2 separate regions of the Homo sapiens genome follow, and region 1 is linked to region 2. Evidence: read pairs that join two places in POLR2A ChIA-PET (ENCODE). Cell type or tissue: OCI-LY7. All regions are shown on one strand. Links, peaks and the distances in the headings refer to the core of each region. The heading gives the core; the rest is flanking DNA. Region 1 overlaps LINC02865 (long intergenic non-protein coding RNA 2865). Region 2 has its middle 16 kb from the start of LINC02539.

Region 1 (8,342 bases), core at 71-8,070, 200 kb before region 2:
CTTGCAGTGAGCTGAGATCGCGCCACTGCACTCCAGCCTAAGCGAAAGAGCAAGACTCCGTCTCAAAAAAAAAAAAAAAAAGAAAAAAGAAAATACAAAGAACTTCTTCAAATGAACAACAATATCAACTATCACCACACCAAGTACCAAGTGAAACACTCTGGAAGAAAATGAGGAGCAGATTCCAAAAAGTAGGAAGCGGCATGGATAGCAAGCAAGCACATCAATAGATGGTCAACCACATAATAATCAGAGCGCTTCACAGGAAAGCGCAGGTTCTTAGACCTGGCCGGTAAGCTTTGATATGCAAATGAAGGCCATTAGAAACTGGGTCCACCCAAACATGGCGATTCCCGCCCTCTTCTTCTTGCCCTGGCCTCACACATGCCTGGCAACATGGCCACCCCCATGTATCTCCACGTGTGTAGAACAGCGTGGCACCCTGCATTGGCATATTAAAAGGCTAGGTGGGAGGTCCAGTTTTTTTCCACGGGCTATGTGAGTGACATGCCTGGTCAAACCAATCCCCTGAGCCCTATGCAAATCAGACACCACCTCCTCCAGCCACCTCATATAAGCAGCCACTTTTCCAAGGCACACAGGGTTTCCTCACTTGGCTTTGGAACTGCCCCTCCCTGGGTCTCTGTATGGGGGAGCTTCTTCCTTCTTTCTTGCCTATTAAACTCTCTGCTCCTTAAAACCACCACCAAAAACAAAAACAAAAACAAATAGTGCCTCAATGAAAATGGGAAACCATTTTATCCCCGTCATAGTAAATAATGAGAAAATCTGATATTACCATATGTTAGCAGGGTTTTGAAGAAAATTACAATCTTCTTGCACCGCAGGTGAAAAATGTAAAATGATACAGCCAATCTGGAGAGCAACCTGGGAATAATTGGAGAAATGGCACGTGTGTGCACACAACAAGCTGGCAGTAGTTCTTCCCAGTATAACCCATGGCTAGTGAGTAGAATTTTGGTTTTTAAGGGAAAATTGCTATCAAGTCCCCAAACAAGGGTGAACTTGGCAACAATCTTTACACGGGATTTGTTTTGTTATGCAGTCTAGGTAGTTGACACCCTTCCAGATGATGGGGCTTGGGAATTTGTGTCTGATTTCACCAGTCTCACATAGATGCTCAAGAGACCATGTTAGAGGATATTTACAGAAGAGATGTACATGGTAGCAGCTGTTTATTTGTAGGGCATGGATAACTAAAATATGGGGCAGGTATGCCACAGAATGCCACACAGCTGTTAGAAGAGATGGACTGGATGAGCATTGTGGTAGGCTGGATAACAGTGCTCCAAAAATGGCTACATCCACATGTCCACAACCTTTGCAGCTTCGATTAGGTTAGTGATCTTGAGATGGGGGTGGTGATCCTGGGTTCCTAGGGTGGGCCAATGTGATAACAAGGCTCCTTATCAGAGGGAGGCAGTAGGATCAACAGTCAGGAGTGGAAGATGTGATGAAGGAAGTAAAAGGTGGGAGTGAAGCAAGGAATCAGCCATGAGCCAAGGAATGCGGGTGGCCTCAGAACCTCCAGAAAGGACCAGTTCCACTGACACCTTGACTTTAGCCCAGTGAGACTGATTTTGGACTTCTGACCTCCAGAACTGTAAGAGAATAATTTATTTTTTTTGGTGGAGGCATAACTAAGAATCTCTATTGATGGACATTTACATTGTTTTCAATCTTACTCTTTTAAATAGATCACAAAATGTACATATGTCATTGTGTATGTGGTAGTTTATCTTTAGGATAAATTTCTAGAAGTGCCTGGTTAAAGCATATATAGTCTTACATTTTTGATAGATTATTGTAATTTTGCCACATTGCCCTCCAGAGGGTTTGTAACTGTTTACATTCCTGCCTGTTTTCCCACAGTCTTGACAAGACAGTCACCGAACTTCTGGATTTTTGCCCTTCTAATGAAAGAAAAGTAGTATTTCCATGTATTTTTAATTTGCATTCCTCTTGTAAGTCAACATTGATCATCTTTTCACATGTTTAAAAATCACTTGCAGTTATTTTAGTGTGAACAATCTGTTCATATTCTTTGCTCATTTTTATGCAGGGTTGATGGTCTTATTGATTTGTAGGAGCTCTTTATGTAAGAGATTAGCCCTTTATAATAGGAATTGTGAATTTTAGCAAAATATTCATGACTTCTACCCAGGTTATCATTTGTTTCTTTGCTTTGCCTACAGGGGTGTGTGTATGTGTGTGTGTTTGTGTGTGTGTGTGTTGGCATGGAGGATTTGTAGGTTTTTGTATAGTCACTGTAACAATCATTGTCATGGCTTCTGGATTTTAGGTAATAGACTTTCCCACTTGCAGGTTATAAAAGAAATGTGTTACGTTTTAGAGAATTTTTTTTGTTCTTTGAAGCCACTAAGTTTGTAATAAGTTATTATAGCAGCAATAGGAAACTAACATAAGCATACAACGTGCGTAGATGTTAAAATCAAGCAGTTGAGTAAAATAAATTTAAAAACATATTATATTTTTCCTAAGATACACACAGACCCAAGGACAGTAAGAAGTATATTCAGGAGAAGGGAATGGGAGTGAAGATGATGGTAGAGTGAAAAGACAAAATAATTAAAATAATTATACTGTCTCATCCAGAATAATTGTGATATGAGCCATAAAGAAGAGAGTATAATTAACACATCTCTGCATCTGAGATCTCCCATAACACTGCTTCTATCAAATTGAAAACAAAGAAACAAGGAAAACAATGGAATAGAATTGACATGAAAAACACAGAGCTGGTTCTATGGAAAAACTTAGGTAAACCCCTGGCTTCTGTGACCACAGAAGAAAGGGAAAGGGAACAAAGAAAGAAAGGGAAGAAAACACAGTAACATTATCATTTGTTGTAAAAAATCAGTTTGGCCACAGATATAGAAGATACTTAGAAATTAAATACTACTTACAACATTAAGCACATAAATTGAATATTTAGATGAAATAAATCTTTTTTTGGGGAGAATTGTAAATTACCAAAATTGAGCCAAGGAATAGCTTAAAAAGCCCCAATCTGGTGGAAAATCAAAGAGGAATTTAAAATGTTCTCCCAAATCGAATCCTCCAAAAGCCAGATCCAGATATTTCAAAAAAACCCAATTTCATCAATATCTTCAATAAATAGGTGAGTCCTTAATCTGTTCTGGAATGTAGAAAATGACAAAAACCATCTGTTCTACCCCTAATAGTAAGCCCAGGGAAGATTAGCAGTGTGATAAAGAGGAATTCCTATTTAAGAAGCAGGTGACCTGTTTTCTAAGCATGCACATTCCACTTGTAAACTGGATGCTCTTGAGCAGTTAACCTAATATCCCCCTGCCTTATATACTCTTCTGTCAAACAGGTGCTTAATAAATGCTGATGTCAGCTCTGCCCTGCATCTCCCAGCTGTTCTCTGATCTTCACTATTGGGTTTGCTGTTGCCTCCCCTCCCCCTTCGGAGTACATATAGACTGGGGCTATATGCAGTCAGAATTGGCTCAGACACTGGAATGGGATGAAGCCTATATCCATAGGCTACATCCGTAGGCTCCATAGGCTGGGATAGAGCTGATATCCATCCATAGGCTACATCCCAGTCTAGTGTTTGAGCCAATTCTGACTGCATATAGCCCCAGTCTACTCTTTCCCATCTCTTCAATCCAAGACAGACTTTATCTTTGTGAATTTCATAGATTCTGGATGAAGAGGAAGCAGGGCTGACCACTGAACACCAACACTGTTCCCTAGCAATCAAAGCTTCCTGCATCCTACACTGTTCACCTTATCCCCCAAATAGCTTCATTTTCATGTCAAGGATTCTTTCTTCCTGCCAATCTGTCCATTTTTAGTCCAGGGTTTCCTGACTTGGTGACTATGGACACTAGAAGGTTGCAGGTATCAGTAGCAAGGGATTTGAGAATGCTTTCTTATACCAAATGTTATCTGTAGATTGAATATCTCGTACACATAAGTGTTGCTGTTTTTCCAAATGAACTTCTATCAGTCTGAGTTCAAGCAAGAGACAGAAACCACATAGTAATGTAAAGCAAGAGAAGTTTAATATAAAAAATTATTCGACAGTGATAGAAGAATAACTATAACAATGTAAAGAGAACTTTCAAGGGTATCCGAGGATTGAGGGAGAGTACCCAAGGAAAGACAACTCGGAAAGACGGTTCTCTCCTTAAGGCTGGGGTCAGGCCTTGTTGGAGAAGGTGTGTTTGCAGTCCACTAGATGTCAGAGAAGCCTGCTGTTTTCCAGGACCAGGAGCTGGTCCATAGCTGCTGGGCAAATAGGATGCAATTTCTTGGAGCACAGGCAAACTGAGGCTGTGGCTAAGTGCACAGTCAGGCCACTGCTGGGGACGTGAGGCCTGGAGCACACAGTGCCTGTGTTGCAGGGCTGTGAGAAGGTGGCCACAGGCTCAGAATCAGGCCAAATAGTCAGTGAGGGATGTGCCTCTGGGCAGGTGGTAGGGCAGGGCACAGCGGGATGGTCTTATACATAGTACCACTGATGGATAATGCAGCTGGAGCAAGAAGAAGAAAAGTAGCACACCAAAATCAGGAAGAGAAACTCGCTTTCTTCTGCAATGCTGCTCCAGTGGCATCTGCTGACAAAGCTTAGCATTGTGCTCACTGTAAAGGAGAAATGCTTAAAGGGTCCATTGCATATTTGTAGAGCAGCTGCTGAAGAAATCTGGAACAAAGAGGTAATAAATTGAAAACTGGCATAGCACTGGTAGAATTAGTGAAATATAAATTCATGTTAAATCTCTGCTGATTCCTAGTTGATTTTTATCGTTATATATTTTTAATGAACAGATTTTTATTGTTATATATTTCTCAATTAACAGATATAAAGAAGATGACAATTAGCGTGTGGGGAGTCCCCAAGACATTTTGATGTTAAACGTGGGTCCTTCTTCTTGACAAGGTGGGAATATGCTGCTCTAGCAAGATTGCAATGATGAATCCCAGGTGATGCCCACCTGTTGGCTTGAATCTAAAATAGCCTCTTCCTGTCCAGCTGTCGGGTTTCTGTAACTTGTACTATTAACTCTAGTGTGAATCATTTGCATAAATTATGGTTGCAATTCTTGAGCTCCTGGTGTATCACTTCTGGACCTTCTGAGTCCCAGGATGCAATCAGCCCTGCAAATACCCGACCTTTTCTCTAACTACCTGTTCATTGTCTCAAAAAGCGGTCTGGCCGTTTGTCCTTCTCACAAGCTAGGACAGTTGATTGAATGAACGAGTGAATGAATGAATGCCTGTCCCCCTCCTCCATGGTTTTGAGAATTATTATTAAAAATGCATATAAAGCCTATGTGGAAATGTACCAAGCAGCATAAATCATCATAATTGCTATTACTGATAATAGCCACACTTTTAAACAAGGCTTTATTTGCCTTTCAGTAGATCTCATTTGCAAATGGTGGTTTTTTTTTTTCTTTTTTAAATAAGTGGTTTCTACTTATAACCAAGCTCAATGGTAACTAAGCAATTCAAGAATTCTGTGGCATATGCATTATCAACAAAACTCTGTTTTTAGACTCTACTCACTTGCAAACCCATGTCTAAACATTGCAGCTATAGCAACATGCAGGCCCAGGTGCTAAATCACCTGGTTGGGAAGACAGAAACCATCTCACATTGCATCTAAGAACTCTGACCTGAATGACATTTTCCAGGAAGTAGGTGAGAGTAGGGGAGAGGAAAGAAGAAGGGAGAATTAAGAGCAAAAGTTAGTTTCATTTAAACTGAAACAAGTAGGTCAGCTGACATTGTGCTAAGTGAGTCCGCTCACTTTTCAGGTTAAAGTTTTTCCTTAAACTCAGATTTTTTGGTAAAAGAAAAAAGAACAAGACAACTCCAGGATACAAATTGTGAAACTTGTAATGATGATGTGATACCTTAATTTGGTTAAAATGCATGACAATATAAGTCAGGACAACCTTTGGCTGACACAAATGAGGAGTTATGCTCAAGTGCACAAAAGCTTTCCCATGAGCCACTTGTTTTTGGTTTTAATAAGGCTTCATCTCTTTAAGTGGATTACCAGTAAATTCTTCTGATAGTTAATACTAGAAAACAAATGGGAAGCTTGAGGTTTTTCCCCACAAGATGGCTATTTCTAATATCAAGATTGTCACAGCTATTTGGGGGATGGCAGCACAAAGGCAAGAGAAAGCGTCAAAAAGTGTTTTGGGGTCGGGAAGTAACATGAAGAAACTCGTGCTTAAAGAAGAATATGTTTGCAGACTGGTGATGTACACAGCTAGGCAGCCTAATAAACCGATGTAGTAATTCAAGTATAAAAGCCCTCAGAAGTTAACTAGTCAAGCCCCTTTCTAGTACAAAGGAGGAAACTGAGCCCCAGAGATTAGAGAGGAACTTGCCTAAAATCTCTTACCTGGTTGTTGGCAGAGCTATGTCTAGTGACCAGACTAAAAAGTTTTGGCTGCTATTCTTTTCACCAAATGTCACTGAACTTTAGAGGTGACATGACATTCTCATTTTTAATATTTTATATTTTGAGGTGATCTAAGAGTTGCAGATCCCAGGGGATTATTTTTCCTTTAGGATCTTAGTTATAAATGTTCTTTTCTCTAACTGCAACCTCCTTATAGGTTTCCTCTCTCTTCCCTCCAAATCTACTCCAGTTTCTTTTCTTTTTCTTTCCTTTTTTTTTTTTTTTTGTTTGAGATGAAGTTGCCCAGGCTAGAGTGCAGAGATCTCAGTTCACTGCAACCTCTGCCTCCTGGGTTCAAGCAATTCTCGTGCCTCAGCCTCCTGAGTAGCTGGGAATACAGGTGTACATCACCACTCCCAGCTAATTTCTGTATTTTTAGTAGAGACGGGGTTTCGCCATGTTGGCCAGGCTGGTCAACCTGGGCACTTGAACTCCTGGCCTCAACTGATCCACGTGCCTTGGCCTCCAAAAGTGCTAAGATTACAGGCATGAGCCACCATACCCAGTCTACCCCAGTTGTTTTCAAACCAATCATAGCATAACAGTTTTGTAACATTAGACATATTTCTTAACTATTTTGTGTCTCAGTTTCCACTATAATATAGAGAAAACAATACCACCTACCTCATAGGGTTGTTATAAAGAACAAATTAGTTAACATATATATAATACTTAGCATCTGGCATATCAATGCTCTATAAATTTTAGCTATTTTTAGAGACAAATATAAGAGAAAGAGTTTTTGTGATACTTTGTTTATTTGTCCTATTCTGAAAAGTTCATGACACCTGAACCTGATCCTACATGAGCTGGTAAAGATTTGCTTGAAGGTGTTGAAGTTAATTCCATTCTTAAGGACTGCATAGTGAGCCTCCAAAATGCACATGGGGTGTTGCAGGGGAAGGTCTAGGATGGGAAAGATGGAAGGAAATGTCAGCTGGGGGGTTGGATGAATAAGAAGGTGAGAAATTAGAGAGAGGGAAAGGCCTATTTGAGGAGCAAAGAGCAGCAACTCTTTCGGTCCCAGAGAGAGAGAGAGAGAGAGAGAGAGAGTGTGTGTGTGTGTGTGTGTGTGTGTGTGTGTGTGTGTGTTCCAGGTATGGTATTATGATCACAACTGAGATATTATATTCATCTAATGCTCAAATCTCCAACCGCTCACCTCTCATCTGAGTAAAAGTTCTGTATGTCCGATAGTCTGTGAGGCATCTTCCCAGGAATATCCAGCTATTCACTCAGCACAACATGAGTTCATTTTTTTTAGAGTCACCTCTGTTCAAAAACCCTATTTATGCCATCAGTAACACCTTCCCTCCAATCATTCAGGCTTAAGATCTGTATTTATTTGCAACTCTTTACTCTTAAAATTTAAGCTGTAATGTATGCTAGGTAAGTGATCATGAGTAGGCTATTTATATTTATGATCTTTGTTTACTTATTTGTAAATTGTAGTTAATTTTAACTACCATATAATAGTTGTTGAAAAGAATAATACTACTACTACAGTAGTAGTATTTTTCTTTTCAAAAACCAGTATAAGGTAGTGGAAATTAACTACTAAAAACTATTACTATAGTATTAGTAGTAATGTGGTAGAATAGTATTAATATTAGTAAGACTAAGTACATAGTATTAGAAATACAATACTACTAATAATAATGTAATAATAATAATGGCTAACATTTATTAAGTTCTATTTTCTCATTTAATCCTCATAACCACTCTATAAGGCAGGTTGTATTTTTATCCTTAGGTCATAGAATAAGAAAATGAGGGTTATGGAGGCTCATTCATATGTTAAGTAAATGTTTACTGAGTGTCTAGTCTGTGCCAGGAACTCCTCTAG
Region 2 (8,342 bases), core at 309-8,308:
CCTGCTCTTCTCCCAGACCCCCTGTGACCCACCCACTCCTACACCTCTTCTATTCCTCTCCTTGAGGACTGAAAACTCTCTGTTGCCTATCTTTAGTATTCTGTGATGTACATGGCTCTGCAAGGCTGTGCGAAGGCCTGGTCTGCCTCACCACCTCTCTCAGTCATTGCTCATTCATTTTCGAAGAGCCGTGTTGTTCAAATGCCATTCAAAATAGATGTTTTTCCATGAAACTCTGTTAGAAACTGAATGCTTGTGTCTCCCAAAACTTGTATGTTGAAACCCTACCTTGTAATGTGATAGTATTAGGAGGTGGGGTCTTTGGGAGGTAAGTAGGATTAGATGAGGTCATGAGAATGGAGCCCTTATTAATGGGATTAATGTTCTTAGAATAATCTTAAGATAGCTTGCTTCTTCTCCCCACCATGCGAGGACACCATGAGAAGGCATCGCCTATGAGCCAGGAAGTGGGCCTTTACTAGACACCAAATCTGCTGGCACCTCGATTGTGGTCTTCCCAGCCTCCAGAACTATGGGAAATACATGTTTGTTGTTGAAGCCATCAGTCATGGTATTTCATTATAGCACCTGAGGTTAAAACACTGGCTGTCTTCTTGGGGTCTGCCATGGAAAGTACTATTAAGTAAGGATTTCTGAGTGTCTTTACCACACTCCACCTAAGGTTTGACCACAGGAGGGAACAGATTTTGTCACTAGCTATCTTATTCTTATTAAGCACTCTATTTTATTCTCTCTAAATTTCCTCTTCTTGCTCACTGGGAAATCCTTTCCATTGTGGGTAAGAAGGCAAATATATCAACTGGCACTCTTCACTGTTCTGTAGAGGTTACTGCTCAGTGTCCAATCCACAAAACTTGAATTATAAATCATATAATACAATCTTATTAATCTCAGCTTTTAGAATTCCATGGAATCAATTTAGTTCACAGAACAAAGGCTGGTTCTCACAAATAAACAACCCTTTGGCTTTCAGATTATAGTTTCTACTCTGCATTTAAGAAATCCAGTCACATTTTTAATGGACTTCTTTGTTTTAGGCTGATCTGCCTTACCCTAAAAGAAGCTCATATAGAAAGTACCACTGGTGCCTGAAAAACCTGGAAAAAGGAAAGATAAAAGCCACCAAGAACAGATAGTGTAATATAAAACACTGTCCTCACCCCATTCACCTGCTCAATTATATTGTCTTGTGAATATTTCACTGTGTTAATTTTGCCTCTAGTAATAGATTAAAAGCTCCATGATGGCAGGGCTCATGCATCCTGCATCTCTCCTCAATCCCCCAAAACTCAGCAAGTGTCCTTTCCACAGTTTATTCAGTGTCACATTTTTTTTGCATTTTTTTTCCTGTGGATGATTTCACTATTTAAAATGGACCCTGAGCATAGTGCTGAAGTACTGCCTAGTGATCCTAAGCTCAAAAAGGCTGTGATGTGCCTAACAGAAAATATCTGTGTTAGAGAAGCTTAGTTCAGGCATGAGTTATAGTATAGTTTGCCATGAGTTCAATATTAATGAGTGAAAAATATATATTAAATAAGGTGACTTTAAATAGAAACACACATGAAACAAGATTTTTTATATATATATATGTTCATTGACAGAAATGTTGTGACCAGAGGCTCGCAAGAACCTAACCCTGTATTTCTCCTGGGAGCAATGGCTCAGTATTTGCTAATGTAGTGTTCATAGAGACTGTATAGAATGTGACTACTGCAGATAATAAGGATCAGCTGTATGTGTTTGCAGAACCATGTGAAAGTAAGTTACAGTCTTTGTAACAACTCACCCCTACATCTTCAGCTATCTCTGTTATCAATGTTAATTTTCAGTGATGTTTATTTTTACTGATGGGCACAATATAATAAACTAGGCAGAGAATTACATTTAGATTTAGACACAACTGTGAATAAACCCATGTTCTACCTCTGAGCAAATAATAATCTAGTTGATCTTTAGTTTTCTTACCTCTAAAACAAAAAAAAACACCTGAATTTGTTTTGGTGGTTAAAATGAGATCATGCATAAGCCTGGCCTACAGGAGATATTTAATGAATAGTAAATATCACCGTAATTGACACTCAACAATAGTCGATTTCTCAAGATAGGTCTAATTGGGTATTAAGAGTAGAAGCAGGTAATCTCTCTAGTCATTTCTCCATGCTCATTTCAATGGAAGCTTCGGTATGTGGCATTTGGACTTCTCACCTGATACCACATCTCTGAGATCTTCAGAACAGGTTAGCCTGAGCACCCTACCAGAGCAGAATAGAGGAATCCAACCAAAATCAGTTTATTATAATTAATGCAGGCCATCTTGGACATCACTAGAATATTAAGAAAAATACTGCTCTGAGGGCACCTTTCTCCCTTTTTTCCACCCCAAAGGAAGGATTTTAACTATACCCATCAGAAGCTATGAATCAGTGACACAGAATTTTATCTAGCATCAATGATTGTGTTTTATAAGAATTTTGTTTTAGCTGGGTGTGGTGGTGCATGCCTATAGTTCCAGCTATCTGGGAGGCTGAGTCAAGAGGATCGCTTGAGCCCAGGAGGTTGAGGTTGCAGTGAGGTACGATGGAGCCACGGCACTCCAGCCTGTGTGACAGAGCAAGACTTAGTCAAAAAAAAAAAAAAAAAAAAAAAAAAACCCAACAAAGAAACAAAGAAGGAATTTTGTTGATATAAAAACTATGTTTCTGATACTGCAACTGAATCATTTCTTGCTTCTATCAGATTTTGATGCCCACAGAGAAATTAAGTTTTTTTTGTTTTTTCTTTAACTGAATCAACTTTTGTGTGTTGATAGAGGTAACTTAAGAGTTATTTAAATAAAAGTTTTTGAGAATACTTAATTCCATAAAAAATAGTGAATATCACTTTCTAATAGTGTCAAGCTTTTTCTTTTCGATTTGGTAAAACTGAATTGGATATTTTGTATAATGTAAGTTTACATTACACTTTATATAAATACAATTTTCTTTTTTTTTTTCTTTTCTTTTTTTTTTTCGTTTTGGAGACAGAGTCTTGCTCTGTCGCCAGGCTGGAGTACAGTGGTGCAATCTCAGCTCACTGCAACCTCTGCCTCCCGGGTTCAAGCGATTCGCCCGCCTCAGTCTCCTGAGTAGCTGGGACTACAAGCGCACACCACCACGCCTGGCTAATTTTTTGTATTTTAGTAAAGACGGGGTTTCACCTTGTTGGTCAAGATGGTCTCGATCTCCTGACTTCATGATCTGCCCACCTCAGTTTCCCAAAGTTCTGGGATTGAAGGCATTATCTCCCAGGTGTGGTCCTGATTTCCAGTCTGTATGTCTAACTGTCTACTTGGAATGTCCACTTAGATGTCTGACCATCTTTACCCCATCAATCCCAAACCATCTCTCCACTGCTCTTCCTTATCTTAGCAAATGACATTGCCTTACCTATCAGCCTATGGCTCAGGTCTAACATCTGGGAATCATCTCTGATCTCTTTCTTCCCTCATATCTAATTCTTTGGGAAGTCCTGTCCTCTCTGCCTCCAAAATATATCCCCAATCCAACCACATCTCACCTGCTCCATCGCTGAGGATCACCTGAGCAACCTTTCACCTGAATGACTCCCACAGTGTCCTACCTGGTCTGCCTGCTTCCAGCCTTTCTCCACCCGTGAGAACTCACCTTCATTCTTCATACAGCACACAGAATAGTCTTTCTGAAAATTACATTTCATCATATGACTCTCCTGCTTAAAACCCTCCCATCATTTCCCATTGTAATTAAAATAAAATCTAAGCTCAATTTGGGCCTTCAAGGGCTTACTTGAATTGACTCCACCAATACCTAGGACCTAGCCTATACCCTCCTCTGCCACTCATAACATGCCACTTATAACACTTCTTTCGTGTCCCTCATTGGCTTTTCTTTGTCTCTGGAAACGTTAAATTTGTTCTGGTCCCAAGGCCTTTGCTGTTTGCCACTCCCTCTGGCTGGAGTCCTTGTTCACAAGATCTTAACCCACTCTGACTTCCTTTCCATCAATCAGCACTCAGACAAAATGTCATCTCCTAAGAGAGGCCTTCTGAGGAGGCAGTTGGAGAAGTCCAACTGCTTAGCTAGAGGAGCTAGCCCTTGCCCCAAGATACTCTCTACCTTATTACTATTGTATTTTTTCAATAGAATATCACTTTCAGATCTCTCTCCTCTCCCTCCTTTCCTTCTTTCCTCCTCCCACCCTTTCTTCTTTCTCTGCTTACTTGCTGGCTATTTGCTCCCATCACAGCATAAACCTCATTAAAACAAAGATTTCTTTCATTCATTAGTCTAATTTTGGCACCTAGAATACTGCCTGAATTATTATAGGGGCTTGATTAATAAATACTATTTATTGAGTGCCTCCTGTGTGGCAGGCACTGTAGTAGATTCATTAGATGCCTATGGCTATTTCTCACTACAAACTTTCTAAGCTTTGGGTATGAATAAGTTGAAGCACAGAGAGGTCATGAGACATAGCTAGTGAATAGGAAGCTGAGTTGAATTCAGAAGGTTTGCCTGATTTTAAAATCCATGCTTTTTTCTGTGATTCAACCTGCTTCAATTTGCTTGATTTTCAGGCTCCACATGTGTGGTTAAGCATCCTTGTGTTTGTCTTTCACATTTGACTTTTGCCAAGTGATGGCTTTCATACAGCTACTGGTATCAGGTGTCTTCTGCTATCAACATAAACCTATTTTATAATCTTTAAGATTATTTTGCTTTATAACTACAGCATTTTAATTGAATACAATAAAATTGATATTAATTAGTGCTATTGAAATGAATTTTCTCTGAGATGTTAGTACATATAGACAGACAAGAGTATTTAGTAGTTTCAACTTCCTCAGTCAATTTCTTTGTGACTTACTCTGTGACAGTAATTATACCCGCTGGTATATTTCCTTCCTCTTTTCTCCAAATAGTTTTTCGTTTTCTATTTCAATTTATATAGAATATCAACTTATAGACCTCAGATCCTTTTTGAAAGTGGGTGTGGGTAATGTGGGGGGGTGGTTGGAAGTATAAGCCAGAAATGAATTTTGTATTTGGAACTGCTGTAGCCATGAGTGATAACCTCCTGAACATCTTAAAGACAATCATGGGAGTGAGGGGAGAGCTTGTGGTGAATCGGGAGAAGATGGGGAGAACATGGGGTTGACTGGATTGAGGGCAGGTATTCCTGACTAGGGCCTCACGTACTAGCTGTATTTTTATATCTCTACTTGATGGGGCAAATCTGAATACTGGTGAGAATTACCCTGGAGCAGTGGGGAATAGTGTAGACTCCACCAACAGACCTCCTCCCTCCCCATACCTTGATCTCAGACACCCACAAACTCCCCAGCATCTTCCTAACCTCCCCATCCCTGCATGGGGTGTGTGGATGATGCCCAGAAGCCCAGGCTCCGGGCTGTCTGATGGTGCCTGAATTAGCTGTTGTATCTCTTATGGGAGAGGTCACCTGAGAATTCAGAAGAGAGGGACCATGGAAGAACTAAGACTTACCTATCAAGGTGTGGAATGAAACTAAGATGGCATACCAAGGGCTGCCCAGGAGCCCCCTCCTCCAGCTTCCTTATCCTACAGCTGACCCAGTCCCTTCTCCTTTCTTCATCCTTTTTTATCCTCAGCTTCTTGGCACCAGCTCACACATTCCTTTCCTTGGTCGCCCTGAGGATCCTGTGCACTTCCTGTGCCCTCTCCACCCTGTTCACCCCTCAGCCTGTCCTGCCTCTTCCAGGTTTCCTGTGGCTCTGGGGCCTGGCATCTCTGGCCCTGCCTCATGCCAGCAGTGTGGGAAAGGGGATCAATTGGCTTATCTGCACTCTCTCACGGGAAGTCCGCTCTTCTATTTAAGCCACACCACTCCACTCTTCTATTTAAGCCACACCACTCCTATCCCCTCCATTAGACTTGAAGAAAATCAGAAAGTAGTTCTCTACCATCAACAACACCCCCTTCTCCCACCAAATGCTTGAGGATTGCTAATGTGACTCTTTAGTGTTTGTAGCCCAAGCAATTTAATTTCATGCATAAGGTACTTGCAATGGCTACCATGCAAAACAAAACAGAAGTATGAGCAGTTCCCTGCCTCTTCTTTATGGTTTCAAAGAAATCTCAACCCCTTAAAATTTACCTATACTTGATTGATTCTCAATCTATAAGAATAGAAAGTCTGCACTATCCAAAACTTCCAAACAATTAAATTACGCTCAGAAAAGTTTTTCTTTTTTTCCCACAGGCAGTTAAATAAACACTCAACAAAAACATTTAACTACTTTTGTCCATATCTGTTAAAGGTAAAGGTCAATATGTATTAATCTGCTATGTGGAAATTTTACATGAACAATTTTAGTCTCTATGTAGTAATTTTAAATTTTACAATGTTTATTTAGTTCCAAAAGGGGAAAACTAAACCAAGTTGCTAAAAGGCTAACCAAAAAAAAGGTAAAAATTACCATGATTAAGTTTTCAAGTATCTAGATATATCAGGTGACAGGTTTTTAGGGATTAAATTTTATGCAAGTAAGGACACTTTGATATTTCACATATCTTGACTATTCTTATGGTATAACAGTACCATCAATATTCTGTGAATGAAGGCAATTTATTAATTATATAAAACAGGGCTATATTCTGTCAGTACAACTTCTTTATTGTACCAAAACACAATTTCTCTCAGCAAATCTAGAGCACATTCTGGCATGTCAGCCTGCTTTTCTTCATACCCTTACGTGACGTGCATTTCCTTAGACAGTGAATATTCCTTGAAAACGTGATTTGTGATGATGGCAGATTACGTGATCAAATGCTGTTTCATGATTTTCTTGATGACATCCCATCAGATTTTGGTTGTTTCTTATTTTCCCACATTAAAAAAAAATGGAGCATTAACATTATTTGAGCTCAAAATCTATTTTCTCCTGGCCTGAAAGTGCAAGGATTGGTATCAAGTTGAGACGGAGTTGAAATGCTAGTGTTGGACACTTGAGTCCTGTCGTGTTTGTCATGTGGAAGGCATGGGGAGTTTTTAGGTTTCAGGTTTCCTGTCAGCCTTGGCTGCTGTTTCTTCCCCTCCTGGCCTGAAGCTGGGCCACCTGACCACAACTGGGCCAGGAAAGGTGGAAACCCAGCTAGTCTCGCAGTGGCCAGGACCATGCTGGAGATGAGGTTCGGCATGCCTCCTGGGCTGTTCTTCGCTCTTGGCCTCCTTTTCCTTTTGGATTACTGGCCTCTCACTTCCTTAGATCAGTCCCCATTGGATATTACACTTTTTGATGGCTTGGTTTCTTTTGGTTACAGTTTTCAAATTTCACTTCCGGTAGCTACACAGATGACCCAGGCTAATTTCAGTACTAAAGTCCATGTTGGGCTTTCACATTCCATGCCCAGAAACTGACCATGACCCCGCAGCTGGATCCTACTCTCTGCTGAAGAGACCCCCTGCCAACATCCACAGGTTGTCCCCTGCCTGCACAGACCTGGAGGATCACTTCCTCACAGACTTTCCATCACTGCCGTCAATTCCTGTTTGCTAGGCTCAATATTTTTGGCCTTTCCTCTTCAAATATTGTCCTTAGTCTGAAAAATGATCTCTTCAGTGCCTGCAACTGTATCTGTTCTTTAAATACCTGCCCCATGCCAGTAATGGTCAGGACTGGCTCCTGGTAATAATCCCTTCTGCTGCTGCTTATTCTTTACTCTGTTGGCAAATGATCTCTTCTCTCTGTGTCCCAGCTGCTGGGTCTTTAACATGGAGATAATAATAGTCTTCTATGAGGAGAGAGTAGTAAGGATGCCATGAATTAACTTGTATAGACAGCTTAGATCATTGTCTGGCACATACATATTTAATACAATTTAGCTTTATTTTCACGAGAAGATTTCTCTCTAAGCACTACTATCACTGGTGAATTCAAGCTAATTTTGCCTTGGAGTCCCACCACTGTAGGGATGGACAAAGACAGGCAAGGCGGAACGCATCTGCACTGTTTTCTCTCACTGGGATACATTAGTTTGCTTCACTATCATAACCATCTTACTATCTCTATGTATCCCATAAGATCATGTTGTAAACCTTGAATATACACAATAAACTCCTGGCTGAGACAGGAGAATTATTTAATTATTTAAGGCCAGGAGTTTGAGACCAGTCAGGGCAACATAGTGAGACCCCCATCACTGCAAAAATAAAAAACAAAAGAAAGGTATTTCAGCCTTCCTGCCAAATTCTGAGCTAGCATTGGATTGTTTCCCTTTCAACTAATGTGAAGCAAGGGAATAGAACGAAGAATTTCCCTC

Evidence for each region. ChIA-PET counts read pairs that join two places held together with the same protein. Peaks named below come from ENCODE experiments on the same cell type or tissue, not always from the same donor. Only the 100,000 strongest peaks of a DNase experiment are listed, where the experiment ranks them.
Region 1: POLR2A ChIA-PET joins it to region 2 with 5 read pairs; 2 of 35 experiments call an interaction of 5 or more read pairs at or near these places.

Annotation. Positions count from the first base shown.
Region 1 is chr6:137,947,519-137,955,860 of GRCh38, reverse strand. LINC02865 (long intergenic non-protein coding RNA 2865) reads right to left here. Exons shown (of 2, transcript NR_174953.1): 2 at 4,058-4,720. Among named protein-coding and RNA genes, the nearest start is that of SIMALR, 5.9 kb to the right of the region's middle. RefSeq lists an enhancer at 1-496. In OCI-LY7, for the core only: CTCF peaks have their summits at 4,438 and 4,638 (motif pointing left); DNase peaks (open chromatin) are centred at 4,610, 5,060 and 5,650; H3K4me3 peaks cover 2,705 bases; H3K27ac peaks cover 3,215 bases.
Region 2 is chr6:137,751,201-137,759,542 of GRCh38, reverse strand. No RefSeq gene overlaps it. Among named protein-coding and RNA genes, the nearest start is that of LINC02539, 16 kb to the right of the region's middle. In OCI-LY7, for the core only: no CTCF peak of the experiment used is centred there; DNase peaks (open chromatin) are centred at 4,652 and 4,942; H3K4me3 peaks cover 1,243 bases; H3K27ac peaks cover 1,653 bases.